Linked DNA regions of Homo sapiens: region 1 is linked to region 2. A link is a loop called in an ENCODE intact Hi-C map of the cell type or tissue named here. Cell type or tissue: B cell. All regions are shown on one strand. Each heading gives the region's core, and the rest is flanking DNA. Links, peaks and the distances in the headings are about the cores only.

Region 1 (15,334 bases), core at 3,022-11,021, 120 kb after region 2:
AAATATTCTGTTTTGTCTGAAAATATTTCTTTAGCTTCAGCCAAAAATTGGAAGTTGCAAGAAAAGTACAAACAATTTTTATCTGAATCATTCAAGAGAGTATTTTTTTGACCTGACACCTCCTCCTTCATGAATATTTTAGTGTGTTTTCTACAAATCAGGACAACTCCTATATAATGGCTATTTATGTTAGAAACCATGAATTCAAACTTACGGATCAAATTCCAATCCAGTACCATAGGATTCATTCCAGTTTCTCCCTGTAGTCTGTTCTTGAACTGCTATAAAGAAATACCTGAGGCTGGGTAATTTATAAGGAAAAGAGGTTTAATTGACTCACGGTTCTGCAGGCTGTCCGGGAAGCATAGTGGCTTCTGCTTGGCTTCTGGGGAGGCCTCAGGAACTTAAAATCATGGTGGAAGGTGAAGGTGAAGGGAAGCAGGCATGTCTTACATTCCCAGAGCAGGAGAAAAGGAGACCAGGGAGGTGCCACGTGCTTTTAAACAGCCAGATCTCGGGAGGACTCTATAAGGAAAACAGCACTAGGGGGATGGTGCTAAACCATTCATGAGAACCCACCCCCGTGATCCAACCACCTCCCACCAGGCCCCACCTCCAACACCGGGGATTACAATTCGACATGAGATTTGGGTGGGGACACAGATCCAAACCCAATTCGACATGAGATTTGGGTGGGGACACAGATTGAAACCCAATTCGACATGAGATTTGGGTGGGGACACAGATCCAAACCATATCACTCCCTTTTGGTATTTGGAACTGCCTTCTCTCTTTTCTATTCTTTTCGGTGTATTTACTTACTTGACCAATCCCCTTGTGTGACCAACCTGCCCTCTCTGCCAGTACTCCCTTCCCCTCTGCCATTCTGGCTCCCCCTCCATTCTAGTGTGCACTCCTCCCCATCTGGAACCCTTCTCACCCCACTTAAGATCTGACTTTCTATATCAGGCTGCCCACCTCTGCTCATGTGGGTGCTCCGAGCCTGGACTCCACACTGGCTTCCCGCTCTGGGCCCCTGCATCTCTCCTCCTACCCCCACCATGCAGACACCCCCCAACCCTTGATCTGCCCACCGAACAGCTTTGAGTCCAAACTGCTCTTCTCAGGAAGAGAAAGTATACTGGGTTGAATAGAGTCACCCCCAAATTTATGTCCACCAAGAACTTGAGAATGTGGCCTTATTTGGAAAGAGGGACTTGGCAGATATAATCACGATAACATGAGGCCACTCTACAGTAGAGTGGGTCCTAGATCCACTATGGCCAGTGCCATTATAAGAAGAGAAACATTTAGACACAGATACAGGGAGAACACTGCATGAAGACAGAGGCAGAGGCTGGAGCGATGCGTCTGCAGGCCCGGGAACACCCAGGGCAGTCGGCAACCACAGGAGCTGGAAGAGTCACATCTGGTGCTGCACTAAGTCCTTTGCATATGTTATCTCATATAATTTCCAGAAAAACATGGTGAGCTAGATATTATCAAGATTCTAATGATAAAAACATTGATGATCACGGGACACAAAAGATAAGGGAGCAATTAGTAGAATTGGGATTAGAATCCAGATATGCTTGACCACAAAATAAATACTATTTTTCTGTAATACGCTGATATCTATGAGTGTATATTGGGTACTGGCTTTAAAGTTGATGGATCCTTTTATATACACCATTTAAAGTGATCTTCCTAATGATGTTGGCATAAACACAGTATTATTATTATTGTTTACTGATGAAAAAACTGATGCTGGAGAAAAACAAGTTTGTCTAAGCTCAAAACTCAAATCATGTGTTTCAGAGACGAGACTGTCAACCACGTATCTCAGTGTCCAGTCATCCAGTGGTCTTCCCACCACATCAGGTATGAAGAAGCCTCTGTCTCTTTGAATATTATCTGTAACGCTGCTCTTGTGTTTATTTATTGAGTATGAGCACCTTAAATTTCCCTTGAGAATATGCACATATCTTACCTGAATTGTGTAATGTTCCCAAAGACAACAGATTTTCCTCTCTTAGGTCACATGGAGCCAAACTACTCCACAGTGCCTTGTTTGGCACGTTCCAGAGCTTCTCGAAGCCGGTCGTTTGTGAATCACAGATGACCTAAAACTTCGTACAGGGCGTGGTGGCTCACGCCTGTAATCCCAGCACTTTGGGAGGCCGAGGCGGGTGGATCACCTGAGATTGGGAGTTGGAGACCAGCCTGACCATCATGGTGAAACCCCATCTCTACTAAAAATACAAAATTAGCTGGGCGTGGTGGCGCATGCCTGTAATCCCAGCTACTCAGGAGGCTGAGGCAGGAGAATTGCTTGAACCCAGGAGACGGAGGTTGCAGTGAACCGAGATCGAACCATTGCACTCCAGCCTAGGCAACAAGAGCAAAATTCCATCTCAAAAAAAAAAAAAAAAAAAGATCCTCTATGTCTCTCCACCTGCACGCATTGCTGGTTGTATGTCCAAACCCCACTGTCAGAAGGAGGAATTAACTGCTGACTGTATCAGCATGCCTATGTCCTATTTGTAAATTATTAGATCCACCAAGATGAATACAAAACAAGCAACATTGTACTTTTAAATCTGTAAGCTACGCATAAGAGGCAAATAAGAAAAATGCATATAGGATTATTTAGACATTTTTAGAAGCACAAAGAACATTTTTTAAAAAACCTTTTATTTTGAGTTCAGGGGTACACGTGCAGGTTTGTTACGCAGGTAAACGTGTGCCATGGGGATCTGTCGTACAGATGATTTCATCACCCAGGTATTAAGCCTAGTGCCCCTTAGTTATTTTTCCTGACCCTCTCCCTCCTCCCGGCCTCCACCCTCCAATAGGCCCCAGTGTGTGTCATTCCCCTCTATGTGTCCATTTGTTCTCAAAAGGAACATATTTTATATCAGTAACTGAAAAATCTATTTTAAGTAATAATCATGGTTCTTAGCAATAAAGTCGTTTTAGAAATAAAAAAAAAAAAAGAAGCTAGAAGGGGCAAGAAGCATCCTACCCTAGAGGCTTTAGAGAGAGCCCAGCCCTCCTGACACCTTGAGTTTAGACTTCCAGCTTCCAGAGCTGTGCAAGAATACACTTCTGTTCTTTACGGTCCTTGTTAGGATAGCCCTAGGGAATGAAAATTGAAAAGAAGAGAAAAAGAAAAGTCATCTTTATTTTCCAAAGATAGTTTCCCTGGCTTAGCAGGTATTTCTTTTAGCACTGTAAAGACAGCATCTCATTCTGTTCTTGTTTCTGTTACGACATTAGCTGCCAGCCTAAGACAGCATCTCATTCTGTTCTTGTTTCTGTTACGACATTAGCTGCCAGCCTCACTGGTCCTCCTTTAAAGGTATTGTGAGCTTCCCCGACCTTGGCTACTCTTAAGATAGCCTCTTTTTTTTTTTAGTCTTCAGGAGTTTTATAATGTTATGGATAGATGTGGTTTTATTTTATTTTATTTTCTTCAGAGTCTTGCTCTGTCACCCAGGCTGGAGTGCAGTGGTGCAATCTTGGCTCACTGCAACCTCCACCTCCCGGGTTCAAGAGATTCTCCTGCCTCAGCTTCCCAAGCAGCTGGAATTACAGATGAGTACTACCACACCCAGCTAATTTTTGTATTTTTACTAGAGACAGGGTTTCACCATGTTGGCCAGGTTGGTCTGAAGCTCCTGGCCTCAAGTGATCTGCCTGCCTCAGCCTCCCAAAGTTGCTGAGATTGCAGGCATGAGCCACCACGCCTGGCATAGATGAGATTTTCTACGTATTTTATTCCATATGAATGATGGGGTAGGATATTTCCTTAAGTTTGGGAAGATTTCTGCAATTGCCTCTTTAAAAATGTTTCTTCTCTTCCTTCTCACTTCTCCTTCTGGGACTCTAACTACCTATATGTTAGACCTTATCGGTGGATACTCTCTTCTTTTAACCCTCCAGTTCCATGCTGTGTTTTTGTCTATCCTTCATTCTAGATATTTTCTTCTGATCCAACTTCTGATTCACTAATTCTTTCTTCAGCTGTGTTAAGTCTGCTCTTAAACCCATCATTTGAGCTCTTCATTGTATACTTCTGTTCTAAAATTCTGAATTAAAAAAGATCTGCTATGTGTGTTTTATAGTTTTCAATTTATGATGAAATTTTCAGATTGTGTTTAAACTCTTCAAACCTAGTAGCACTGTTATTTTATCAGTTTTAAAATTTTACTTATTTTTATTTTTTTTCAGAGATGGGGCCTCACTCTGTCACCCAAGCTGGAGTGCAGTGATTCAATCACAGCTCCCTGTAGCCCCAAACTTCTGGCTCAAGTGATTATCCCACCTAACCTCTCAGATAGTGGGGGCTACAGACAAGTACCACTATGCCCAGGTAATTATTAAACATTTTTTGTAGAGATAGGGTCTTGCCATGTTGCCCAGGCTGGTCCCAAACCTCCTGGCATCTCAAAGCACTGGGATTACAAGTGGGTGGGGGAGGTGAGGGATAAAAAACTACATATTGGGTACAGTGTACACTACTTGGATGATGGGTGCCCTAAAATCTCAGAATTAACCACTATAGAATTCATCCGTGTAACCAAAAACTACTTGTATCCCAAAAGCTATTGAAATAAAAAGTATTAAGAAAGTCTTCATGTGCTAATTCCCATAGCTGAGGTCTGGAGTCCCTGTTGATCTTCCGTTTTTGCTGTTCTTACTCATGTTGCTTCGTCTACTTGTATGTGTGGTTCTTTGTGATTGTGTGCTGGATACTGTATTCAGAAGTATTGGGTTGAGCAACTGAACCTAAAATGACGTTATAATTTTCCAGAGACGGTTTTCATATGCTTCTGGCTGGTTCCTGGTGGAATTCAAAATCTGAGATCAACTTAACCCAGTGGTAGAGGTTGAGCTTTTCTAAGGACCTGAATAAAGTGCATCTGGTTGCAGTTCCTGTGAGGGATGATTTCCTTCACCTTTGCTCCTATAAGGAAAGTCCATGGGTTTCTAATCCAAAGTGCATGTACTTCCCAAGCGCCTTTCTCCTGGTGAGTCCTGGCCTCTGAGTTTTTCTCCCTAGCTCTAAGATTGTCAGGATTTCTGCTCAGCTTCTCACTGACTATCCCAGAATCAGCAAATGCTTTTGGGGAGGGGCTCAGGGGGAAGTGACTGCAAATGGCAGCTACTTTGGTGGCTATTATTCACCACTCTGGTATCTCTCCATTACCTTCAAACAGATTTTTAAAATACTTCTTTCAGATTTGCTAACTGGTCCGAGTTCCCTGTATGCCCTTAATAGAAGCAGACATCTGGCATCTTTATAAGAATCACATTTTCCGTTTGTTGCTGGTCTATAGAAATAAAACGGATTTCTGTACATTGGTATTAAAGCCAGTAATCTATTATTTTTAATAATATATTTTTATTATTTATAATACTATTTTAAGTAATACCATTTAAATTATTGAATATTTTGGATTTTTGCTATTTTGAATTACTTTTGAATACTTTTGTATCTTCTCCTGGATTTTTTCTGCTCTTCCACTGGGACTCCTGCGCAGACACTGGTGGGTCCTGTGACTTCCTTCCTCAGCCCAGTGTCACTCACTTTTCTGTGGCTCCCAGGAAAACACACAACCCCTCCCCAAGTCCCTCTGAGGGTCTCCTATCACCACAGAGTGAAGTCCAAGGCTGGAATCAGGGCCAGTCTGGCCCCATGCAGTCTGGCCTCTGGCCTGTCCTTCCAGCCCACTCCTTCCCAAGCCCACTGGCCTTCCCACCGCTCTTGAACTTGGCAAGCATGTTTCTGGCCTGGACCCTTCCCCTCCTGCTCCTTTTGCCTGGGATGCACCTCCCAGTGGTCCATGTCCCCAAGGACATATTCTGGATGCCTGGCATTGATGGCCACACCCTCAGCTGGCGCTGTTGTCCTTTATGGAGCATTTATTTGTTTTTAATTGCTTTTTTTCCTCTTCTGGTTTCTTTGTGATTTGTTTTTAATTGTATTATCCATTCCCCACCAGGACCTTAGTGCCGCAGTGCAGACACACTGCACGTGTCCACCTTAGCCCTTGGCCTGGCACACAGTAGATGTTCAATGAACATCACATTGTAAGTTGCTTTCCATTGACGATTTGTGACTTCTAACACTCTCCATGTGTTCTATTGGCTATTTGTGTCTGCAGCTGGCTAAAGAGAACTCCTCTTCCCCACGTTCCACTGAAAACTTCTTCAAGGTCGAGCTTGTCTCATTCATCATGTTTTTGTTTGTTTGTTTGTTTGTTTTTTACATTCACTTACTTGGACTCTGATAGTTAATTTTAGGTGTTAACTTGGGCAGGCCATACTACCCAGATATTTGGCCAAACACCAGTCTAGATAGTGCAGGTGATTTTTAGATGTTATTAACATTTCAACCTGTGGACTTTGAGTAAGGCAGATCATCATCCATAATGTGGGTGGGCCTCATCCAGGCAGTTGGAGGCCTTAAGAGAAAACAGACGGCAGTCCCCAAGGAGGACAGAATTCTGCCAGCAGGCTGAACTTTGGACGGGAGCAGCAGCCTCAGCTCTTCTCTGGGTCACCAGCCTGCTGGTTTGCCCTGCAGATTTTGGACATTCGTCTCCACAACTGTGTGAGCCAATTCCTTAAAATCTCTCTCTCGCATCTCTCCCTCTATCCATACCTGTGGCCATAGCCTGTGTCTATGTTGATACCTATTTCTGTCGATATCCACATCCACATCTATGGGTTCTGTTTCTCGGGAGCTCATGCGAATACAGGCTCTCTTTCATGTTAGATACTTTGGTCACTTTCTTTCCTGGGGTGCTTACTTTGTTTTTGGTGGCTTTGTCCTTATAGAGACTTTATTTTTTTCCTTGTGGGCAAATTTATCAGTCTTACTTTTCACTGTTCCTGGCCTTAGCCTCATTCTGAGAGAACACTTATTCACCTTAAGAGAATATAGATATTTTGCCATATTTTTTTCTGGTGTGATTATTGATCTGTATCAGTGCTGGTCTTCAATTTGCTTTTTGTCCTTACAATGAGAGCAGAAATCCTTTCTCTTTTCTCTTTCATTTTCCCAATTCCGTTTTGAGGTCTTGTCCAAACCAATGTTTTCTAGAATAAACTTGGCAGGTATAGAGCCGGCTATGGCCACAGCCGCAGACATCAGGGCCTCGGCTGGAGAGGAGAGGTGCAGGCCTCTGGAAGTCTCTTTGGGGCTGGAGACTATGGCCTGATTTCTGTCCAGGTCTTGGGGGGCCTCTGTCCACAAGTCTAGGGGGGCAGAAAGGGCTCAGACCCTTCCCTCAAAATACCAAGGGAGAGGAGGTCGGCTGGGCCCAGGCAGGTGGCTGGTGGTGAGCGCCCCGAGATCAGGCCAGGCTTGTCAAGCATTGATTTAGGTGTGGGAGGCAGACATGTCCTGTTTGTTACCAGCTGGAAACAGATGTTTCTGCCCCGAGTGCCACCTTAGAGGGTGGCGTCCAGGCCCAGCAGGCTGTGGCGACACGGGTGAGCTGCAGAGCGTGCGGAGGCGAGGGCCCTGGCCCATGTCAGGAGGCTGAGTTACGACTGTGGCTTCAGTGCCGGGAAAGCTGTAAACACATTCCTGTGCGGGGCCCTGGGCCACCTGGGGCATCACATGCCCCCAGAAGACAGATTTCTGTAGTCAGTCAGGACTCAACGGACATTTACGTAACATGGAAAGGGGAAGTGGTGCTGGAGGGCAGCCCCCTGAATCACTCTGTTGGAGCAATTCTGTTGGGTGAAGGTGCATGAAAACAACACAGTGTGGCTGAGGGCCAGGGCTGTAGACATTCGGTCAAGTGCACAGGCTGTGCTGGAGCAGCCCCGGCACTAGAAACAGGCGCAGGGTGGGGAGTTTGCTGGGGTCAATGTGCATTGCGTCGTGCATTTTAGGGTATTTCCTAGGTATAATTGCTAGAGAGAAACAAAGCTCAAATACAGATCATCTGCCCCACACCAGGTTCCCACCATCCTCAGGGGAATCACAGGTTACTGGCTTTGGAGACCGAGATGTCTTCCCGCCTCCCAGGGGCCTGTGGATGGGACTCCCTGCGAATTCGACTCCCAGGGGAAAAGCCAAGAGCTGCCTCCTTGGGACAGCTGGGCGGCAGCTGTGATCGCACATGGCTCAGGCAGAGGCCTGAGCGGCTGCCTCCGTTGGCCAGCAGGCTCTGAGAGCACTCGCCCGGCCTGACTGTTCATCCATCCTTTCACCCGGAGGCCAGCTGTGGCTGTCTGTGCTCTCAGAGGGGAGGCGATGGCAAGGCGCCTGCCATGCAGATGGGTGGTGGGAGTGAGCCTGTTACACTCTGAGGCCAGGACCGGGTCTGGGGGCACTGGGGCTCCAGGGTGGCCGAGGGCAGTGGGTCAGGCCTGAGAGTTCTGACTTTGTTCTTGGTGCAGTGGGAACCTCTCTGTGGGTTTGAATGGGCCGTCCTGATAGATTCATGTTTTAAAAAGACCACATGGTCCGTGGGGTGGGGGTGGGGCCGGAGGATCAGCAGGAGCCTCTGGCTTCGGAGTCATGGCACCTTCTCCTTCTCACGTCTCCCTCTGCCTCCCTCCTGTGACACCTGTGCCCACATTCGGAGCCACCCAAGTAATCCAGGCCCCTCTCCTCATCTCAAGATCATTGGCTTAATCTCATCTGCAAAGTCCCTTTTGCCATGTAAGATCTCAGAGTCACAGTTCTGGGAATCTGGATGAAGACACTTTTGGGGCCTGACTTAGCCGACTACCCACCTGCAGTTTCAGATGCCTTGAGTAGGAGGCACATAGCTGACTGCCAGTGCCAACGCGTGGAATAAAAGTCCACACTTAGGGACAGATATGAGTTGAAACTATGAACAGAAGCTATTGGAAACCATAATATTGATAAGCTCACCAAGAGCATGAGCAGGGGTTGAGGGGAGACTGAGCGGGACAGCTGCAAGAAGATGACCTACAGGACGCATCCTAGGAGCAAATGAGGCACCGGGGTTGGGGCACATGGCTGACACCGGGGCTCACCCTCGTCCTGTCTCTGGTCCGTGGGTGGGGAGGGCAAATGGCCGGAGGAGCTGTTTGGGGACCAAGCTCCCGCCACACCTCACTATTTGTTCCTCATCTGGTGGAGTGAGAGAAGCCCGTGTCCAACTGACCAGGGTCAAATCCGGGCCCCCAGTCTACTGCTGGAAGATTCCGGGCAATGTCTTGGCCTGTTTTGGCTGCTGTACCAAATACCTGTCGAGCTAAATAATGAACAGAGAGAGGCTCTAACAGAAAATATTTATTTGGGAACAGTGAGGTGTGGAGGGAGCTTGGTCCCCAAGCACTGCAGTGGGAGCACACATACCATCATAAACTATGTGCATATTCAGGGAGGTAAAAGACGACAAAGGTTTTTAAAGGAAAAATGAGGACGATTACATGATCGTTTTGAAATAATCTTTGGCTACAAGGATCAATAACAAGGGTGATGCCAGTATGAGGCGCACAGGCAGTTGCTGGGCAGCTGTCCTCGCAGAAGTATTTTTTTGTGTAAGGTTGCAATGGCCTTTGTGCGAGGCTGTGTTTTTTATAGTCTTTTGTGATAGTTTTTGCTAGTAGGTGTTTATGCATGAGAATGCTTCTCAGCCTTCTCTGGCTTTATATGTCAGAGTTTCGTTTGTTTGTTTGTTTTTTAACACAAGGGACTCCATTTTGATTCTGACGACTTTCATCATATTTTCTCCCTTTGGTCAAGGTCTTTCTCTGGAAGCCTCACTGATGGACCATGCTGTGGTAGGTTCTGATGTCCCTCAGTATTTGGATGGGCCTGTCCCAGGTGTCTGGTCTGGTCACATGTTTGAAGGAGTGATTGATGTCTAGGAGTCAGTGTCAAAATCCTTTTAGCCACATTTGAGTAACAAAGGAGGTTTGAAGACAGTGGCTTTCAGGCTAAGTCTACCTGGAGTAAATGATTAAGTTCAATTTTGTCTGTGGTGTGGTCTTTTGCTATTATCTCAAAGTGCTGGGCTAGCAATATTCTGTTAGAAGTTGTACTTCTGAAAAAATTCAGCAAGTAACAGATACAAAGTTTAAAAAGGGAAAATAAAAAGTAAAATTAGTAATAACATGACAATCCTAGTTTGCATAATAGGATTATGCAATGTCTAGGATTAAAGGCAATTAATTGAATAAATAATGAATCCAGGATTCAAGGCAATTAATTGAATAAATAAAATAGGAAGCCAAGTAAAAACTGTAGGCCCTAGGACAGGTAAGAGTCCCATTATGATATGGAGTCTTGTTCCCATGACTTGGGAGAAGCTGTCTACAGAGTGAAAATGTGAAATTCCTCATCTTGCTTTGCAGTTTGAATGTCTCTAGTCGTGGCATTGGGCAGTCTGGTGAACTTTCTGTCTGGCTCGGACATCAAGCATGAGACTTGTTTCTTAGCATTTATCTAGCTTCAGCTTATAGGGCTTCAGGAACAGAGCAGTTCTCATTTTTCTCCATGGAAGAAAGTTGGATTGGAAGAATCTAGAAGAATTCAGGATCTAGTCTATAGGTAGAAAACAAGAACTTGAAAATAATGCACAGAGCTACAATCTAAAAGCAGGTGTGTTACAGCTTTTCTTTGGAAGCATAAGTTTTCCTCTGTACATTGATCACATAGGAATCTCGTACTTCAATACCTCTTTATGCTGGTAAGCCAAACCAAGACAGGCTTTAGCTTTTACTTACAGTTTTAAGGTTTCTGGGCTTGCCAGGAAATGATGATTTTTACTCATTATAAGGAACCCTGGAAACCAGGCATTCTTTTTTCTTTTTTTGAGACGGAGTCTCACTTTGTTGCCGAGGCTGGAGTGCAGTGGCGTGATCTTGGCACACTGCAACCTCTGCCTTCCATGTTCAAAAGAGTCTCCTGCCTGAGTCTCCCGAGCAGCTGGGATTATAGGTGCCCGCCACCACACCTGGCTAATTTTTGTATTTTTAGTAGAGACGGGATTGAGATGGGGTTTTGCCATGTTGGCCAGGCTGGTCTCGAACTCCTGACCTCGGGTGATCTGCTTGGCTTGGCCTTCCAAAGTGCTGCGATTACAGGGGTGAGCCACCCCGCCCGGCTGAAACTAGGCATTCTATGTATATTTTTCAAATATGGTATTTCAGCCAAAGCCTTAGTAATATACCTGATGTTTCCAATTACATCCTGCAGTGAGGAGACAACTAGTTTTTATCTGGACTTATACAAATGGCCACATCGTCATAAGAACACTTGTGAATAGTTTCTAAATTTTGGAGGAGTCACGTAGGGGGGAAAATAATTGCTTTCATCTTTGTTCACAAAAAGTATACTGTATTAAATTACTGTAAACTATAGATGACTTACGAGAGAAAATTTCCTTAAATCTGGCAAACAAAACATTTAAGAACGAACGATGCTTCAAATAAAATTCATAAAAATATTCCCCTCATCACTTCTTCAATATCATGAAGTCAGCTTTTCTGCTTGAGCTTGATTGGAGGTTTTTGAATTTCTCAGTTTCTTTATTAGAGTTCTGAAAATTTTTTATTGAGTCCATTGATCTTTTATCGGGAAACCGTATTTAAGAGTTCCTGTTTGAGTCTCTTCCATGAAAAGCAATTTTGGACAATAGCTGATTACAAATGCTTTTGGAGAAAAATCAAAACAATAACTCTGGGTCACAAAAACAAAATGGCCATGGTTAAACATCTGATAAAAATTCATTATAATCAGCAATTGATAAGGAAATTGACTTTTTAAAAATTACTATAGTGTTTTAAGGTAGCAAACAGAATCATGACTGTGACTGATAGCATCACATCAGAACCATCAGGGTTTTATAAATTTCACATAATCTTTAGAATATACTCACATCAGTAACGTCTCCATACAAATATAGCTTTAAAGAAGATGTAGCATAACCAAAATTATGGCTGATAACGTTATAGACTGATATGAATTTATATAATCTTTGAAACATCATATCAATAGCATACCCACAAATGTAACTGAAAGAAGATCTAATATCACTTATTATTTGACAATGTTTCCCATATAATTTACCAAATAAGCCTAATCATTTATTTTCTCTATAGGATGAGAGATAAATTCTTTGAGGCTTTCCAGGGGTCTAACTGTAAAATCCCTAAGTCAATTCTAGATAAAAAAAGACTTATTTTAGAATTTTGATCCTGAGGAAGCCTGCCAAAGATGTCAAAGGTTCAACATGGCTAATCAAAGCAGAATCTCAGGTCACTATTAAATATAGCCATGTATTCAACCAGTGATCATCAAAAGACTTGAAGAGTAATACGGAAAGTTACATGGATTAAAAGGACCTAACTTCTTCAAAGCTCAAGTTACCTAAGTAACCAAAAACCTCATAAAGACAACACAAAAAATTATCCTAATAAAATACAAAATCTTTGTTTTTTTTAGGCTACTTACCCAAAAGTTAAAGAAATGCCTCCTGCAGTGTGATTGTGTCTCCTCATGGGAAGCCCATGTAGATAAACTGGAAGTCAAATCTGATGAAAAAGACACTGAGTTTAATTAGGCAGAGAAAGAGTATGTCCAAGGCTATAAGTGTAAACCATTAGTAGAGAAATGTAAACAAGATAACTAGTACCTGAGCAGGGGAACACATAGAAAAAGCAACAGCATGAGAAACTTCCTGGTTACAAGGGAAAATTCAATTATACTGGAATTATACTGGAGAGAACATTTGTTTTCTAGACTTTCAGGATAAACATTTCAGCATTGAGCCATAACAACAGAGTTATAATGGGAGAAAAAATGTTATAGGAGTTGATAAAAAAAAAGTTGAAAGAGAGAGCTATCACCCCAGGCCATCTCATGGGGAGGAAGAGCTGAAGGCACTGATGGATAAGTCTGTATTTATATACATGATCTATAAATCCATATTTATATACATGATCTATAAATCATGTGCTGTGAAATACAACAGAAGTTGAAGTTCTGAAATCTAAAACTGAGAAGCTTTAGGGGGAAAAGACTATGTCAAGAAATGAAATTCTCGTTTTACATGAAGAGGACTTCCAACCTGAAACTAGGGAAAGTAAATGGATCCCAGGAAGCAATAGAAATGGTCTGTTAAAGAAACAGATTTTAGAATTAAAAATAAAAACTTCTTGTAGTTTTAAGAACAGATCAATACTTCAAGATAACTTTGTTGTTCTAACACAGGAAACTAAATCTTTAGTTTTATATTAGCATATTTTTAATAGCAAACCTCAGTCTTTAGAAAGACTTATAAATAATTCCCTTCTAATTATAGCCATCTTGATCACACGCAAAATTCCTTTCGTAAATTCATTATTTGCAAACCTTATTATGACTTACTCAGATGTTTTATGACATGTTGAGGCGTTCTGCTTTGTTTGATACCTCTTTTTTTATTTTATCCTTGTCTTCTTGTCTCTGTTTATCTCTCTCATATAGTTTTATAGTTTTCTCATATAGTTTTATAATGAATTTAGACAATGATTTGATTATTTTTCTAGTGTTTATCATTCTCTTATTTGCTGATGACTTACTATGCTTAAGACTGATGAATTGTCTTGTTCAGGGATCTGAAATCCTTTCCAGTTAAAAAGGGACTTGGCCACATTTGTTCCCATGACCCCTAGGGATGCAACCCTCTTGGGATGTTATGTCATCTTCTTCAACCCAAACCTTTTAATTCTACCCCTGGTCAAATATGGATGGGTACATTCTTGTACCTCATGTTTGGTATATTTTGAAAGCAAAGAACCAAGCATTATTTGTAGTCTTTGAAAAAGAGACCCAGCGTACATAAGCAGTGTTTAGTGTTGTAATGAAATAATTCCCAAACAAAAGGAATCTGATACATGTTATTCATATGCACAGTTGTAATCATGCCATATTAACCTAGCAAAAAGCAATCTGCCTGAGTGTTTTCTAGTTAGTGTAGTTGGTAGAGCTTGACTGAAAATTAAAAAAAAATTTTTTTTGAATCTTCAACGTCATAATTGACCCATACTCCCTCTCATTACAGGCTAACGATCCCCTGTCTGAAATGCTTGGGACCAGAAGTGTTTCAGATTTTATATTTTTTGGATTTTGGGATATTTGCATATATATAATGAGATATCTTGGATAGACCCAAGTCTAAACACAAAATTCATTTGTATTTCATGTACACCTTATACAGACAGCCTGAAGGTGATTTTGTACAATATTTTAAATAACTTTGTACATGAAACAAAGTTTTAACTGTGTTTTGTCTGTAGCCTGTCACATGGCTTCAGGTGTGGAATTTTCTTTATATATATATATATTTATTATACTCTAAGTTCTAGGGTACATGTGCACAACGTGCAGGTTTGTTACATATGTATACATGTGCCATGTTGGTGTGCTGCACCCATTAACTCGTCATTTACATTACGTATATCTCCTAATCCTATCCCTCCCCCCTCTCCCCACCCCACAACAGGCCCTGGTGTGTGTGATACCTCTTTTTTTAAAGTAAGCAGTCATTTTACTTTATGACAAAAATTTATCACGCAAGATTCTTCCTTTTTTAAAAAAATTCTCTTTTCTTTTTAACCTTCCGTACCAAAAATACATCTTCATACCCATAACTTTCTTCACATACCTCTCTTCTACTTACTGTTTTTTAAATTTTTTAATTCTTTCAGTCTTCTTAATTTTTTTAATGTTTATTTTTCCATAGGTTATTGGAATACAGGTGGTGTTTGGTTACATGAATAAGTTCTTTAGTGGTGATTTGTGAGATTTTGGTGCACCCATCACCCGAGCAGCATATGCTGCACCATATTTGTAGTCTTTTATCCCTCTTTCCTCTCTCACCCTTACCCCCAAGTTCCCAAAGTCTATTGTGTCATTCTTATGCCTTTGCATCCTCATATCTTAGCTCTCACATGTCAGTGAGAACATACGATGTTTGGTTTTCCATTCCTGAGTTACTTCACTTAGAATAATAGCCTCCAGCCTCATCCAGGTCGCTGTGAATGCCATTAATTCATTCCTTTTTGTGGCTGAGTAGTATTCCATCACATATACATACTACAGTTCCTTTATCCACTTGTTGATTGATGGGCATTTGGGTTGGTTCCACAAGTTTGCAGTTGAAAATTGTACTGCTACAAACATGAGTGTGCAAGTATCTTTTTCGTAGAATGACGTCTTTTCCTCTGGGTAGATACCCAGTAGTGGGATCGCAGGATCAAATAGTAGTTCTACTTTTAGTCCTTTAAGGAATCTCTGCACTGTTTTCCATAGCGGCTGTACTAGTTTACATTCCCACCAGCAGTGTAGAAG
Region 2 (15,334 bases), core at 3,868-11,867:
CCATGAGGTCTTGTTTTTCAGACTGGACGGGGGTGGGGGAGGGGGAGCTGCGGCCCCCCCACCTGCTAGTGTGTCCAGCCTCCTGAGTGGGGCAGCGAGGGTCCTGGCTGGGCCCCAGGGCATGACCCCCGATGAGTGTGAGGCGCTGAGGCCGAGTCTGGTCCTTGGCGAGGAGGCCCAGAAGGCCCAGGTGCCCGTCCTGAGCGTTATCCAGGGCCCTGCCTCAGGCCTCATGCCGGGGCCAAGCCCAGGGCTGGCTGGTGGCCACGCAGAGGTGAGAGGGGCGGGGAAGTGAGGCTGGGTTGGAGGAAAGCTGAGGGGCCCAGGCCTCCCACTCCAGCCCCCGAGGCAGACCCTGGCCCACCCAGGGACCCCCTCCCATGCACACAAGCACACACAACACGTATATGGGCATGCGTGTGCACACACACTCGCTGCAGCCCGCAGCACTGGCTGGCCCAGGTGTCCTCGGGACGTGGTCCACGCGGTGCTGACACGAGCTGGCCCTGAGTGCGGGCTCTGCGGGGTGCCATTCCCAGGCCCTGCAGGGGCACATGCGGTGTCGTGGGGCAGCAACTGTGACCTCTGCCCCGCAGACCCGGACATGCCGCCAGAGAGGCCAAGGCGTACGCTCTCCGAGCCTTCCCTGACCCCATGTGCCAAAGCCTGGCCCAGCAACGCCATGTGTGCACGTGTGTGAGCTTGGCAACAGGTGGGAGAATGTGTGTGTTAGTGCATGAGTGTGAGCATGAGCGTGTGAGATGCAAGCGTGTGTGCAGTGAGTGGTGGATGAGCTGGAGGTGTGCGGTTGTGCGTGATGCGGACGGGTGTGTAGTGTGGACAGGTGTGTGGGGTGGACAGGTGTGTGGGGTGGACAGGTGTGTGGGGTGGACAGGTGTGTGGTGTGGACAAGTGTGCAGTGGGCCTGGCTCATTGTCACCGCCAGGACAAGGCCTTTGTCCGCACTGATAGGGCTGAGCAGGTGGTCCAGGCTGTGGTCAGGCAGCAATGTCCTGGCGTGGAGCAACAGGGGAGGCAGGTTCATGACACGGGGCAGGACAGTGGCCAGGGGCTGCAAGCGTGACCTGCGGGAGGGGGTGCCTGTGTGCGGGCATGTCTGTGTGTGTCTTTATGTGTCTGTGTGTGTGTGTGTCTCTATGTGTGTCGGTGTGTGTCTGTGCATCCACGTGCATGTGTGTCTGTATGTGTGTGTGCATATCCGTGTGTCTGTGTCTTTATGTGTCTGTGTGTGTATGTGTTTGCCTGTGTGTGTCTCTGTGTGTCTGTGCATCCATGTGGATGTGTGTCTATATGTGTGTCTCTGTGCACATATGTGTGTGTCTGTGCATGTCCGTGTGTGTCTGTGCATTTCTGTGCGTGTGTGTCTCTGTGCATGTCTGTGTGTCTGTGTGTGTGTGTGTCTGTGCATGTCTGTGCATGACTCTGTGTGTGTGTCTCTGTGCATGTCTGTGTGTGTCTGTGCGTTTCTGTGTGTGCATGTCTGTGTGTCTGTGCGTTTCTGTGTGTGCATGTCTGTGTGTCTGTGCGTATGTGTATGTGTCTGTGCACGTCTCTGCGTGTCTGAGTGTCAGGGGATGGCCTGTGCTTGGTTCGCAGTGCAGGCGGGTTTGCTCACACCTCCCCCGCAGGGCTGAGCCTCCAGACTCCCAGCCCCATACAGGCCCCAGCCCAGGGGGGAGCCGGGCGGCGCTTGGGGCCTGGAGCCCTGACCCGGGGAGTCGGGGCAGGACTAGCGTGGAGGCTCTGGTGACTCAGCCTCCTCGTATGTGTGCACTGCAGTTTGTCCTCCGTGCATCCCTTGGTGGACACTTGTGGGGCTTCCTGGGAGGCGGCCCCAGACTTGGACAGATTCTAGGACCCAGAGGGATGGGGCAGAGGCAGGGATGACAGAGACAGACACAAAGCAGAGAGACGGAGGCAGAGGGAGACATGCAGAGTCACGGAGACATCCGGGCTCAGGCCCCGACTCTCAGGGGCCACCCCCAGGGAGGACACGCAGTGCACCCCCACACCCACACCTCACACACACACTCACACCCACATACCCCCATCCACACACACCCAGAGACACACAGACACCCACAGCCACACACTCACACTCACGAACTTATCCAGTCACCTTTCCAGCGAGGCAGGGATGACAGAGACAGACACAAAGCAGAGAGACGGAGGCAGAGGGAGACATGCAGAGTCACGGAGACATCCGGGCTCAGGCCCCGACTCTCAGGGGCCACCCCCAGGGAGGACACGCAGTGCACCCCCACACCCACACCTCACACACACACTCACACCCACATACCCCCATCCACACACACCCAGAGACACACAGACACCCACAGCCACACACTCACACTCACGAACTTATCCAGTCACGTCCCACACACTCCCACCCAACCCATACACCACACACCTACACAACTCATACACCACACACTCACACTCACAAACTATATACCACACACTCACACACCCATATACCAAACACGCACAACCCATACACCACACACTCACACTCACAAACTATGTACCACACAGTCACACACCAACCATACACCTATATACACTCACACACCCATATACCACACACACACAGCTCATACACCACACACTCACACTCACAAACTATATACCACACACTCACATACCCATATACCACATACACACAACCCATACATCAGACACTCACACACAACCCATACACCTATACACACTCACACAACCCATACACCTATACACACTCACACCCATATACCACATACAACCCATACACCACACACACACAACCCATACACCTATACGCACACACCCACACACCACACACACAGCCCATACAGTACACACTCACACCACAAACTATGTAGCACACACTCACACATAACCCATACACATATACACACACATATATAACACACACACACACAGCGCGCGCACATATACACTCACACACCTATTTCCCACATACAACACATACCACACACACAACCCATACATATATACACACACACACATACACCACACACAGCGCATACACTATATACACACCACACTATATATACCACACTCACATATATAACACATACACATATACACACACACCCATGTCCCACACACACACCCCGTGTACATACATACACACCCATACACAAAACACTCACAACCCCTACCCCTATATATACACACACACACCCCCCATACACACACAGAGCATACACTTACACACACTCATAGAGCACACACACACAACCCATATACCACACTCTCACACAGCCCATATACCTATACACACTCACACGCCCATACACCACACATTCACACAACTACACCACATACACCCACAAACTATATGCTACACACTCACACACAGACCATACACCTATATACACTCTCACAGCCATATACCACACACAACCCATATACCACACTCTCACAAACTTTATGCCACACACTCACACAAACTATATACCACACTCACACACAACCCATACACCTATACACAATCACACAACCCATACACCACACACAACCCATACACCACAGACACATTCACAATCTATATACCACACAAACCCATACATTTATACACACTCACACACCCATATACCACACACTCACACACAGCCCATATACCACACGCTCACACACAAATGATACACCTATACACACACCCATATGCCACACACACAACCCATACACCACACACACAAACTCATACACCACACACACAACCCATAGACCACAAACACACACAAGCCATAACCACACACACACACAGCCCATATGCCTATACACATTCACACACACAACCCATACACTGCACACACAACACATACACCTATACACACTCACACTCACAATTCATACACCACACACTCACACACAACCCATACATCTATACATAAACTCACACACAATCCATATACCACAAACACACACAACCAAACACCTATACACACACACACAACTCATACAGCACACACACAACCCACAGACCATAAACACACACAAGCCATAACCACACACACAACCCATACACCTATACACACACTCATAAACAAGCCGTACACCCCCCCCCACACAACCCATACACCACACACTCACACACAACCCATACACTTATATACACATACAACCCATATACCACAAACTCACACTCAACCCGTACACCTATATACACACACAACTTATACACCACACACTCATACACAACCCACAGACCACATACACAAACCATACCCACACACTCACAACCCATACACCTGTATACACACTCATAAACAAGCCACACACCTACACACACTCATACACAACCCATACACCACACATTCACACACAACCCATACGCCTGTACACACACTCACACACATAACCCATATACCACAAACTCACACACAACCTATACACCTATACACACATACAACCCATACACCACACACTCACACACACATATACCACACCACACACACAACACATACACGAAACACTCATACACACACGCATACACCACCCACACATACAACCCATACACCACACACACAACCCATACACCTATACACACACACAAACTCATGTACCACAAAAACACACAACACATATACCTATACACACATACAACCCATACACCACACATTCATACACAACCCATACACCACACACACAACCCATAGACCTATACACACACAACACATGCAACTATCACACACTCACAACACATACACCTCCTATACACACACACAACACGCACACTTCCTATACACACAACCCACACGCCTATACACACTCACACCCTCACTCACACTCACCCTCACATTCATATACTCACTAACACACTTCCACACTCACACCCTCACCCACACTTACACCCCCACCCACACTCAAACCCCGACGCTAAGTCACTGTCACATTTGTACCCATGCTCACACGCTCCCACCCTCACACGCTCACCCCCCACCAGCTCCAGGGCTCACTGGTGTGTGCCCACGAAACCCTGCCTCGGGGGTCCCCTCGGTAAGCTGACAGCGCTCTGCTCATCGGTGGCCTGGGGAAACAGGGCCCACCCAAAGCCTGGCTCAGGAAAGGCTCCAAACACACATGCACATGGCCCAGAAACAGATGGGCAGAGCTCAGCCTGCAGCTGGGAGCGGCGGAGCGGGTGCTGGGCCAGAGTCGGGGCCTGTCTGTGGGTGGGGGGCACGGCAGCACGGGCCCACCTGCACACCCCAGGCCTGGCCCCCGAGGTCACTGGGCCACCACCCAGCCCTCGCCCTGTTCCCCGTCTGTGCTGGCCGGGGCAGGACTCTGAGCCTCGGGGAAACCCACAGATACACACGGGACCCCGAACATCGGGCTGGGGAGGTTGGGGTGGGTAACAGCATGCCAGAGGCAGGAGCAGGAGGTCCAGGACCCTGCGCACTGCGACCCCAGCCCTGGGGGCTGAAGCCCAGGACAGCCTCAGGTCTCCCAGGAGGGACTGGACAGTGGGGGATGGTCAGAGAACAGGACAGCCAGCAGGGTGCAGCCTGAGGACAGGGATGGACGCTGGGAGGTCAACAGGACAGGGGCAGGGGCTGTGGAGTGTGAGAAGGTCCTGGAGGGCCTGGAGAACCTGTGGGTCAGTGTCTGTGGGAAGGAGGCCAGGAGCAGCCCTGAGTGGCCAGGCTGGCAGGGGTGAGGAGGTGGGGGCAGTGAGGTTAGGGTGACCGAGACAGTGAGGCCTCTGGCCAGGGAGGGGACCTTGGCTGGGCTCTGACTGAACCCAGGGCTCCTGGAGAAGGGGCCCCAGGCGGGGATGAGGATGTGGGCATCTGACTCCATCAACAATGGGGCTTCCGACACGCACAGCCTGGGCCTCGGAGACCTGGGCCCTGACCCGCCTCCCCCTGGCACTGGGCCGGGTGCCGTGTGTGGTCCCCAGTCCCCGCAGCACCTCCCCCACACTGGTCACGTTCCAGGGCCCCTCTGAAGCACCTGCTGTGAGGGGATGTGGGGAGGGGACAGGGACTTGGGCCTGAGCTGCCGGGTCGGGGGGGAGTCGGGGACCCAGGCTCAGCGTGTGGCTGGGGACCAGACAGATGGGGATGGAGGAGGACACGCCCTGTACCCACTGCCTGCCAAGGGGCTGGACCCACGCCCAGTCTAGGCCATGTCCCCCGAGGCCTGTGAACCTTCACCCTGAGCCACTAAAACATTCAGGAGCTTTGAAAGCAGCCCCCGTCCTTGTCACTATGCGATGACTCTGAGCATCACGCTGTCCCTGCTGGATCCACCCTCCAGCCCCAGCGAGGGAGGCTGGGCCCCGGGCAGCAGGTGGTGAGGGCAGCGGGCACAGCCACGCTACAGCACACACAGGGTCTCAGGGACGCGTCCACCACAGCCCGTGCACAGGCTCCTCACGGCACTGAGTTCACCCGGGGCGCGGGCCGTTTGTCCTCAGGAGTCCGGCTGTGCCCTCCGCCCCCAGCCCTGTCCTGCTGAGGCTGCAGCTGGGTCCCGGGGCACAGGGCGGCCCTGAGCACCTTGTCATGTTGGTCCCTGTCGGGTGGGCTGCTGGCTGTCTGTGGAGCTGGCAGAGCCGCGGTTCAGCCTTGGAGGCCGGTCCTGGGGCCCAGCAGCCGTGGGGAGCACTGCCCAGTCCCGTGCCCACAGGGAATCACCTGGGCTGAGGAAGGGCCCACACGCCGACGGGATCGGGGTCAGGCAGCGCACGCCTGGCACCGAGATCCCACGTCCCGAAGTGGGGACACGGCCCAGGGGCACTGTTCCGGGAGGGTCTCAAGATGGGGTCTCCTATTTCAATCTTCACTCCTTCTGCACCTGTTAGCTGGGAACCTTCTAGAAGGAGGGGTGTCCTCAATCATGGGGTGGTTGTGAGCTGAGCACAGATCATGCAGGAAGGTACATGGCTTCTCCTTCACCAGGAAAACAGTGCAGAGAGACAGAGACACAGAGACAGAGACAGAGTAACAGAGAAAGACAGACGAGAGAGAGACACAGAGACACAGACAGAGTAACAGAGAAAGAGAGACAGAGAGACACAGAGACAGAGACAGAGTAACAGATAGAGTCACAGAGAGACAGAGAGAGAGACAGAGTAACGGAGAAAGACAGAGACAGAGAGAGACACAGAGACAGAGACAGAGTAACAGAGAAAGACAGAGAGACAGAGACACAGAGACAGAGACAGAGTAACAGAGAAAGACAGAGAGACAGAGAGAGACAGAGACAGAGTAACAGAGAAAGAGAGACAGAGAGAGACACAGAGACAGAGACAGAGTAACAGAGAAAGACAGAGAGACAGAGACACAGAGACAGAGACAGAGTAACAGAGAAAGACAGAGAGACAGAGAGAGACAGAGACAGAGTAACAGAGAAAGAGAGACAGAGAGAGACACAGAGACAGAGACAGAGTAACAGAGAAAGACAGAGAGACAGAGAGAGACACAGAGACAGAGACAGAGTAACAGAGAAAGACAGACAGAGAGACACAGAGACAGAGACAGAGTAACAGAGAGAGACAGAGAGAGACAGAGACAGAGTAACAGAGAAAGACAGAGAGGCAGAGAGAGACACACAGAGACAGAGACAGAGTAACAGAGAAAGACAGAGAGACAGAGACAGAGAGAGAAAGAGAGACAGAGAAATAGAGACACAGAGATACAGACAGAGACAAAGACACAGAGACAGAGACAGAGAAACAGAGAGACAGAGACAGAGAGAAACAGAGACACAGAAAGAGACATGCAGACACAAATAGAGACAGAGATGAGGAGTTACAGAGAGACAGAGACACAGAGACAGAAACAGAGTAACAGAGAAAGAGAGAGACAGAGACAGAGAGAGACAGAGAAATAGAAACACAGAGATACAGACAGAGACAGAGAGAAAGACACAGAGACAGAGAAACAAAGAGACAGAAACAGAGAGAGAAACAGAGACACAGAAAGAGACATGCAGACACAAATAGAGACAGAGATGAGTTACAGAGAGACAGATAGATAGAGACAGAGATGGAGAGACAGAGACAGAGAGAAAGAAACACAGATCCAGAAAGAGACATTGACAGAGACAGAGAGAGAAAAATAGGCAGAGAGAGAGAGAGAGAAAAACAGAGACACAGAGACAGACACACAGACACAGAGACAGAAAAAGACAGAGATAAAGTTACAGAGAGACAGAGATACACAGAGACAGAGAGACAGATAAAGAGAGACAGAGATATAGGCAGAGACAGACAGAGAAAAACAGAGATAGAAACAGAGAGACAGAGATAAAGTTACAGAGAGACAGAGACCAAGACAGAGATAAAGAAAGACAGAGACAGAGTGAGAGAAACAGAGGCAGTAAGAGATAAAGAGAGTTACAGAGACAGAGATACAGAGAGATACAGAGAGACAGAAAGAGAGATAGAGACAGAGATAGAGATGAGAGAGACAGAGATAGAGACAGAGCAATAGAGATAAGAGAAAGACAGATACAGAGAGTGAGAGACAGAGAGAGATAGAGACAGAGATAAGAAGAGAGACTGAGATAGAGACAGAGAGACAGAGAAAGAGAGTTAGAAAGGCAGAGAAAGACAGAGACAAAGAGAGACAGAGAGGGCTGAAGAGAAACAGAGACAGACAGCAACAGAAAGACAGAGATATATAGAGGGGAAGAGACAGAGACAGAGAGACAGAGAAAGACAAAAAGAGACAGAGAAAGAAACAGAGAGAGAGAAAGAGAGGTATAAGGAGAGACAGAGAGAGGGAGAGCTACAGAGAGGAAGAGACACAGACAGAGAGACATAGAGAAACACACACAAAATGACACAGAGGCAGAGACAGAGATGAAGAGACAGAGAGAGAGAGACAGAGGCAGAGAGACAGAGAGACACACACAGGAAGAGACAGATGAGAGAGACAGATATAGACAGAGATACAGAAAGAGACCGAGAGAGACATACACAGGGACACGAACAGACAGACAGAGATACAGAGGCAGAGAGACAGAGATATAGACAGAGGCATGGAAAGACAGAGAAGAGAGAGACACACACACAGGGACACAAAGAGGCTGAGATATAGACAGAGATACAGAAAGACAGAGATAGAAGCAGAGAGACAGAGAGAGACACACAGGGACACGAAGAGACAGACAGAGAGACAGAGGCAAAGAAAGGGACACAGCAAAGGGACAGGCACAGAGGGAGGGATAGACGGGAAGAGAGACGGAGGGATAGAGACAGACACGGGGGAGAGATGGATGGAGAAAGGAGGCACCGACGGAGACACACAGAAAGAGAGAGAGGCCAAGACAGGCAAGATGGCGGGACAAAGCCCAGCAGACGGGCTTGACAGAGATGAGTCAGAGACACCGACAATGGGACAGAGACAGAGATTCGGGCAGGGAGATACCTTCAGAGAGGCAGAGAGACAGGGAGACAGAAGGGTAGCCAGAGACAGGGACAGCGGGAAAGATGGAGCTGGAGGCTCAGATGGAGACGGGTGTGACAGAGCTGGGAGCAGGGAGGCCACAGCCCACGCAGTCCGGGTGCTGCACCCACCACGGCCCCCAGGCCCGGAGACCCAGCCCCCATCACCATGTAACCTCAGGCCATGTCCCTGGCCCTGCTGAGCCTCAGTGTTCTCTCTGTACAGTGGGGACCACCAGGCCATGAGGGTGGGGGAGGTGCGGGCCTGCACCAGACCGGCCCTGTACCAATCGGGCTGCCTGTGCCCAGGCCACCAGGGCCACCTCCGCTCAGCCTCCTTGGGGCTTCTGGGGTGGGGGTTGGCTGGGGGCCCTGCCAGCGTTGGCTCCCCTGCCCTTCCTGCCAACCTGGGGGCTGCCCCTGGGTCCTGGTCCCAAAGATGGCAACAAGTTCAGAACCACTGAATTCAATAAAGTTGACGTTTGCAGGGTGGTCCCAGTGTCAGTAACCCAAGTGGGCCTGTCCTGGGGGAGGGGGCGGGTGTCCCCGAATCTGGAGGCCTGAGCCAGCCTGGCCACGCTGGGGGAGGGGGCGGGGGGTGTCCCCGAATCTGGAGGCCTGGGCCAGCCTGGCCACACTGGGTGGGTGGCGGCTGCAGCTGCAGGTGGAGAATCGTGCAAGCTATTTCTGGAAACAGCCTCAGAGGGCAAGAAACATGTTTTCGGTGTGGAACAAACAACCATTTGCATGTGCCCTGAGGGCCAAGTCTGCCCAGAATGAGTCACTCAAGGAGAAACAGATCAGAGCCCTCACACCTGCCTGGGGGAGGGGTGGGCGCCGCTCCAGGGACCTGCTGTTGGGCCCAGAGATGCCGAAAACTCAGCCCACCCGGCCGCCATGGCAGGACCCACTTTCCTCACCAGCTTGCCCCTAGGTGGGACCCACAGGACCCCTGGGAAGCCCTCAGCAGCCCTTGGGCAGGTCCCACCCTGCAGAGAACGCGAAGGCTCAAAGGCCCACTCGGGCTGAGACCGCAGGGAGCCCTGGGCCGCTTGGATGCAGAGCCCTGAGGCCCGAGGCTAGGCTGTGGGAGGGAGCAGCAGTGAGACCCCCACTGGCCCTCAGGGCTCACAGGTGCCCCGGTGAGGGTGCAGGGAGCGGGGGTGCCTGCCAAGCAGGAAGGCGGAGGGCCCAGGCTGCCGTGGCACCATCGGGGCACACTATGTGTCACTGGCCCAAGGAGACTCGCCCATGAGGAGCTGCTGCTGGTGGACGCAGGGGTGCCCTCCAGCCTCCTTGGGGGGCTAGGAAGGGAGGGCAGGGCCAGGCAGACCCTAGGGTGAGGTAGGAGGACTGGCAAAAGGCCAGTATGGCCAAGGGAGAGCCACATGGGGGCTGGGAGGGCGCAAGGTTCGGGCCCGGCCAAAGCGTGGGTGCCAGGTATGGTGCCCACCAGGACCGCGCGGCGTGTACTCCAGAAAGACCCTGGGGCGCAGGACGGGCTTGCCATGCTGAGGTCTGGAAAGTAAAGAGAGGCACTTCACGGCAGCACGCCAGCCTGCATGATCTGTGCTCACACTCACCCACTACGAGCAATGCCCTCCTTCTAGAAGTTTCCTCACTAACACGTGCACAAGGAATGAAGGGAATGGGGTCTCCCGTCTCACAGCCCTCCATGTAATGGTGCCCTCAACCGACCGACTGCTCCCGACCGGCCGCAGCCCTCGGCCCCGCGGCCCACCTCTGCCTGACCCCGGCCCTGCTCTCCTCCTGGCAGCTCAGGGATTCGCCACTGCCTGGGCTCAGCCGGAGCAAAGCCCGTGTCCCCCGGCACCCCACACAGCCGAGTCACCCCTCCCTCACGGCCCCCACCTCCTCGCCCCTGCCGGCCCAGCCACGCTGAGCTGCTCCTGGGCCCCCTTCCCAGAGACATCGGAGCCCTGCAGGTTCTCCAGGCCCTCTGCCCACTCCACTACCCCTGCCCGCTCCCAGCTGCAGGCTGAGCTCTGCCCCTTTGCTCCTGGGCCATGTGTGTTTGAGGCCTTCCCTGAGCCAGGCCTTGGGTGGGCCCTGTTTCCCCCAGGCCAGCCATGAACAGAGCGGAGGGCATGTGCCCAGCTCATAGAGGGGACCCCCAAGGCGGGGTGTGGTGGGCACACACCGGTGAGCCAGGGGCTGGTGGCCCAGAGGCTTAGACAGGCCGTAGGCCCCATCGGAAGTGACAGGGCCTGAGGGAAGCTCAGTGTGTGTGTGAGAGTGTGTGTGAGTGTGTGAGTGTGTTTGTGAGTGTGTGTGTGACTGTGTGTGTGTGACTGTGTGTGAGTGTAAGTGACTGTGAGTGTGAGAGTGTGTGTGAGTGTGAGGTGAGTGTGTGAGTGTGTGAGCAGGTGAGCGTGGGTATGAATGTGACAGTGACTATCTATCTCTGTCTCTCTCTGTTTCTGTGTATCTTTCTTATCTCTGTGCCTGCCTCTGTCTCTATCTCTCTCTCTGTCTCTCTATCTCTGTTACTCTGTCTCTGTCTCTTTCTGTCTCTCTGTTACTCTGTCTCTGTCTCTGTCTCTCTGTCTTTCTCTGTTACTCTGTCTCTGTGTCTCTCTCTGTCTCTCTATCTCTGTTACTCTGTCTCTGTCTCTGTGTCTCTCTGTCTATCTCTGTTACTCTGTCTCTGTCTCTGTGTCTCTCTCTGTCTCTCTTTCTCTGTTACTCTGTCTCTGTCTCTGTGTCTCTGTCTCTCTGCACTGTTTTCCTGGTGAAGGAGAAGCCATGTACCTTCCTGCATGATCTGTGCTCAGCTCACAACCACCCCATGATTGAGGACACCCCTCCTTCTAGAAGGTTCCCAGCTAACAGGTGCAGAAGGAGTGAAGATTGAAATAGGAGACCCCATCTTGAGACCCTCCCGGAACAGTGCCCCTGGGCCGTGTCCCCACTTCGGGACGTGGGATCTCGGTGCCAGGCGTGCGCTGCCTGACCCCGATCCCGTCGGCGTGTGGGCCCTTCCTCAGCCCAGGTGATTCCCTGTGGGCACGGGACTGGGCAGTGCTCCCCACGGCTGCTGGGCCCCAGGACCGGCCTCCAAGGCTGAACCGCGGCTCTGCCAGCTCCACAGACAGCCAGCAGCCCACCCGACAGGGACCAAGATGACAAAGTGCTCAGGGCCGCCCTGTGCCCCGGGACCCAGCTGCAGCCTCAGCAGGACAGGGCTGGGGGCGGAGGGTACAGCGGGACTCCTGAGGACAAACGGCCCGCGCCCCGGGTGAACTCAGTGCCGTGAGGAGCCTGTGCACGGGCTGTGGTGGACGCGTCCCTGAGACCCTGTGTGTGCTGTAGGGTGGCTGTGCCCGCTGCCCTCACCACCTGCTGCCCGGGGCCCAGCCTCCCTCGCTGGGGCTGGAGGGTGGATCCAGCAGGGACAGCGTGATGCTCAGAGTCATCGCATAGTGACAAGGACGGGGGCTGCTTTCAAAGCTCCTGAATGTTTTAGTGGCTCAGAGTGAAGGTTCACAGGCCTCGGGGGACATGGCCTAGACTGGGCGTGGGTCCAGCCCCTTGGCAGGCAGTGGGTACAGGGCGTGTCCTCCTCCATCCCCATCTGTCTGGTCCCCAGCCACACGCTGAGCCTGGGTCCCCGACTCCCCCCCGACCCGGCAGCTCAGGCCCAAGTCCCTGTCCCCTCCCCACATCCCCTCACAGCAGGTGCTTCAGAGGGGCCCTGGAACGTGACCAGTGTGGGGGAGGTGCTGCGGGGACTGGGGACCACACACGGCACCCGGCCCAGTGCCAGGGGGAGGCGGGTCAGGGCCCAGGTCTCCGAGGCCCAGGCTGTGCGTGTTGGAAGCCCCATTGTTGATGGAGTCAGATGCCCACATCCTCATCCCCGCCTGGGGCCCCTTCTCCAGGAGCCCTGGGTTCAGTCAGAGCCCAGCCAAGGTCCCCTCCCTGGCCAGAGGCCTCACTGGCTCGGTCACCCTCACCTCACTGCCCCCACCTCCTCACCCCTGCCAGCCTGGCCACTCTGGGCTGCTCCTGGCCTCCTTCCCACAAACACGGACCCACAGGTTCTCTAGGCCCTCCAGGACCTTCGCCCACTCCACGGCCCCTGCCCCTGTCCTGTTGACCTCCCAGCGTCCATCCCTGTCCTCGGGCTGCACCCTGCTGGCTCTCCTGTTCTCTGACCATCCCCCACTGTCCAGTCCCTCCTGGGAGACCTGAGGCTGTCCTGGGCTTCAGCCCCCAGGGCTGGGGTCGCAGTGCGCAGGGTCCTGGGACCTCCTGCTCCCGCCTCTCCCATGTTGTTACCCACCCCAGCCCGATGTTCCGGGTCCTGTGTGGATCTGCAGGTTTCCTGGAGGCTCAGAGTCCTGCCCCGGCCAGCACAGACGGGGAACAGGGCGAGGGCTGGGTGGTGGCCCAGTGACCTCGGGGGCCAGGCCTTGTAGGTGCAGGTGGGCCCGTGCTGCCGTGCCCCCCACCCACAGACAGGCCCCGACTCTGGCCCAGCGCCCGCTCGGCCGCTCCCAGCTGCAGGCTGAGGTCTCCCCATTTGCTCCTGGGCCATGTGTGTTTGGGTGTGAGTGTGGGTATGGATGTGACAGTGACTTAGTGTGTGGCTGTGAGCGTGGGTATGTTTCTGTGTGTTTGTGTGTGAATGTTGTATAATAGTCGTGGTGTGTGTTTGTGAGAGTGACTGTGTGAGAGGGGCTTGCAGCTGAGTTCCTGGGCCCATCTTGCTGCCTCTTTCTCTCCCTGTGTGTTCTCTGCCTCTGTTGTGTTCTCTCTGCATGTCTGTCTCCATGTCTCTTTTTCCCTGTTCCCATCTCCTCTCTTTTTCTCCCATCTCTGTCTCCGTTTCTTCTTATCTCTCTCATCTCATCTCTCTCTCTTTCTGTCTCTTGTAACTCTGTCTCTGTCACTGGCCTCGCCTCTGTCCCTCCCTGTCCCTGTCTCTTATCTCTCTCCATCCCCATCTCTCTCTCTGTGTCTGTCTTTGTCTCTCCTTTCCTGTCTCTCTTGTCTCTCCCCATCCCTGTCTCTCTCTCTCTCTATGTCTCTGTGTCTCTTGTCTCTCCCCTCAGATAGACCATGGTTGACCCTGGCTGACCTCTGCCTAACCCTGGACCTGGAAAGCCCTAGCTGACCCTGGGCTGGTTGGGGCTGGGCCTACCTGTGGCTGCAGCCCCTCGCTCAGGCCCCAGGCACACCTGGCCAGGTCTCGGTTTTGGGGCATGTTTCTCAGAACAGCAGTTCTCTGGCTGGAACACCTGACCTGGGCTGTGTTCACAATGACTCAGCCACCCCACAGGGCTATTTTGGGTATTTCTGCAGGTCTATTCAAGAGGCTTCAGGAGAGAGAGAAAAGCAAGAGAATACAAACGGCATGGCCTCCCCTCACCTTCCTGTCCCCACTCCTGTACTGTACCCCCTCCCCAGTGCTAAGTCGAGACCTGGCGACCCCTTAGGGGCTGGGGCTGGGTGTAGCTCACAGGGCCTGGGCTGGTCTTCTCGCCACCAAGTCCTCCTGGGGCCTACACACCCCTCTGAGCCTGGAAAAATGGAGCAAGTCATTGGGGTCATTTCTTCATCTACCAGTGAGTACATGCACTGAGAGGGTCTCGGCTCCCCTGGAGGCCTCCCTCCACCACTGCAGGTCACTTACTCATGAGGGCCAAGGCTCAGAAATCAGACAGGACTCAGTGTCTAGTCAGACTGATACATGCTCAGAAAAGGAATCAGATTTCAAAATGAATATGCATAATTAAAGAACCAGAGATCAGTGATCAGGAACAGGGATCCGCGGTCTGGTCCAGGGCTCAGTGGTCAGGAACAGGGCCCAGTGATCAGGATCAGGGCTCAGTAATCAGGACCAGGGCCCAGTGATCAAGACCAGGGCCCAGTGATCTGGTC

Evidence for each region. Hi-C counts contacts between places; a loop is a spot of excess contacts. Peaks named below come from ENCODE experiments on the same cell type or tissue, not always from the same donor. Only the 100,000 strongest peaks of a DNase experiment are listed, where the experiment ranks them.
Region 1: a loop joins it to region 2, with 3 times the contacts of the local background. A loop is called at or near these places in 2 of 110 quality-filtered maps.

Annotation. Positions count from the first base shown.
Region 1 is chr14:105,810,606-105,825,939 of GRCh38, forward strand. It overlaps IGH. Among named protein-coding and RNA genes, the nearest start is that of MIR4539, 39 kb to the right of the region's middle. RefSeq lists an enhancer at 7,021-8,229. In B cell, for the core only: no CTCF peak of the experiment used is centred there; DNase peaks (open chromatin) are centred at 6,776 and 7,616; H3K4me3 peaks cover 1,354 bases; H3K27ac peaks cover 5,541 bases.
Region 2 is chr14:105,686,390-105,701,723 of GRCh38, forward strand. It overlaps IGH. Among named protein-coding and RNA genes, the nearest start is that of MIR8071-2, 54 kb to the left of the region's middle. RefSeq lists enhancers at 1-93, 9,891-10,265, 14,554-14,875. In B cell, for the core only: CTCF peaks have their summits at 8,441 and 8,714; DNase peaks (open chromatin) are centred at 5,032, 5,392, 5,785, 11,842 and 3 weaker places; H3K4me3 peaks cover 2,033 bases; H3K27ac peaks cover 6,567 bases.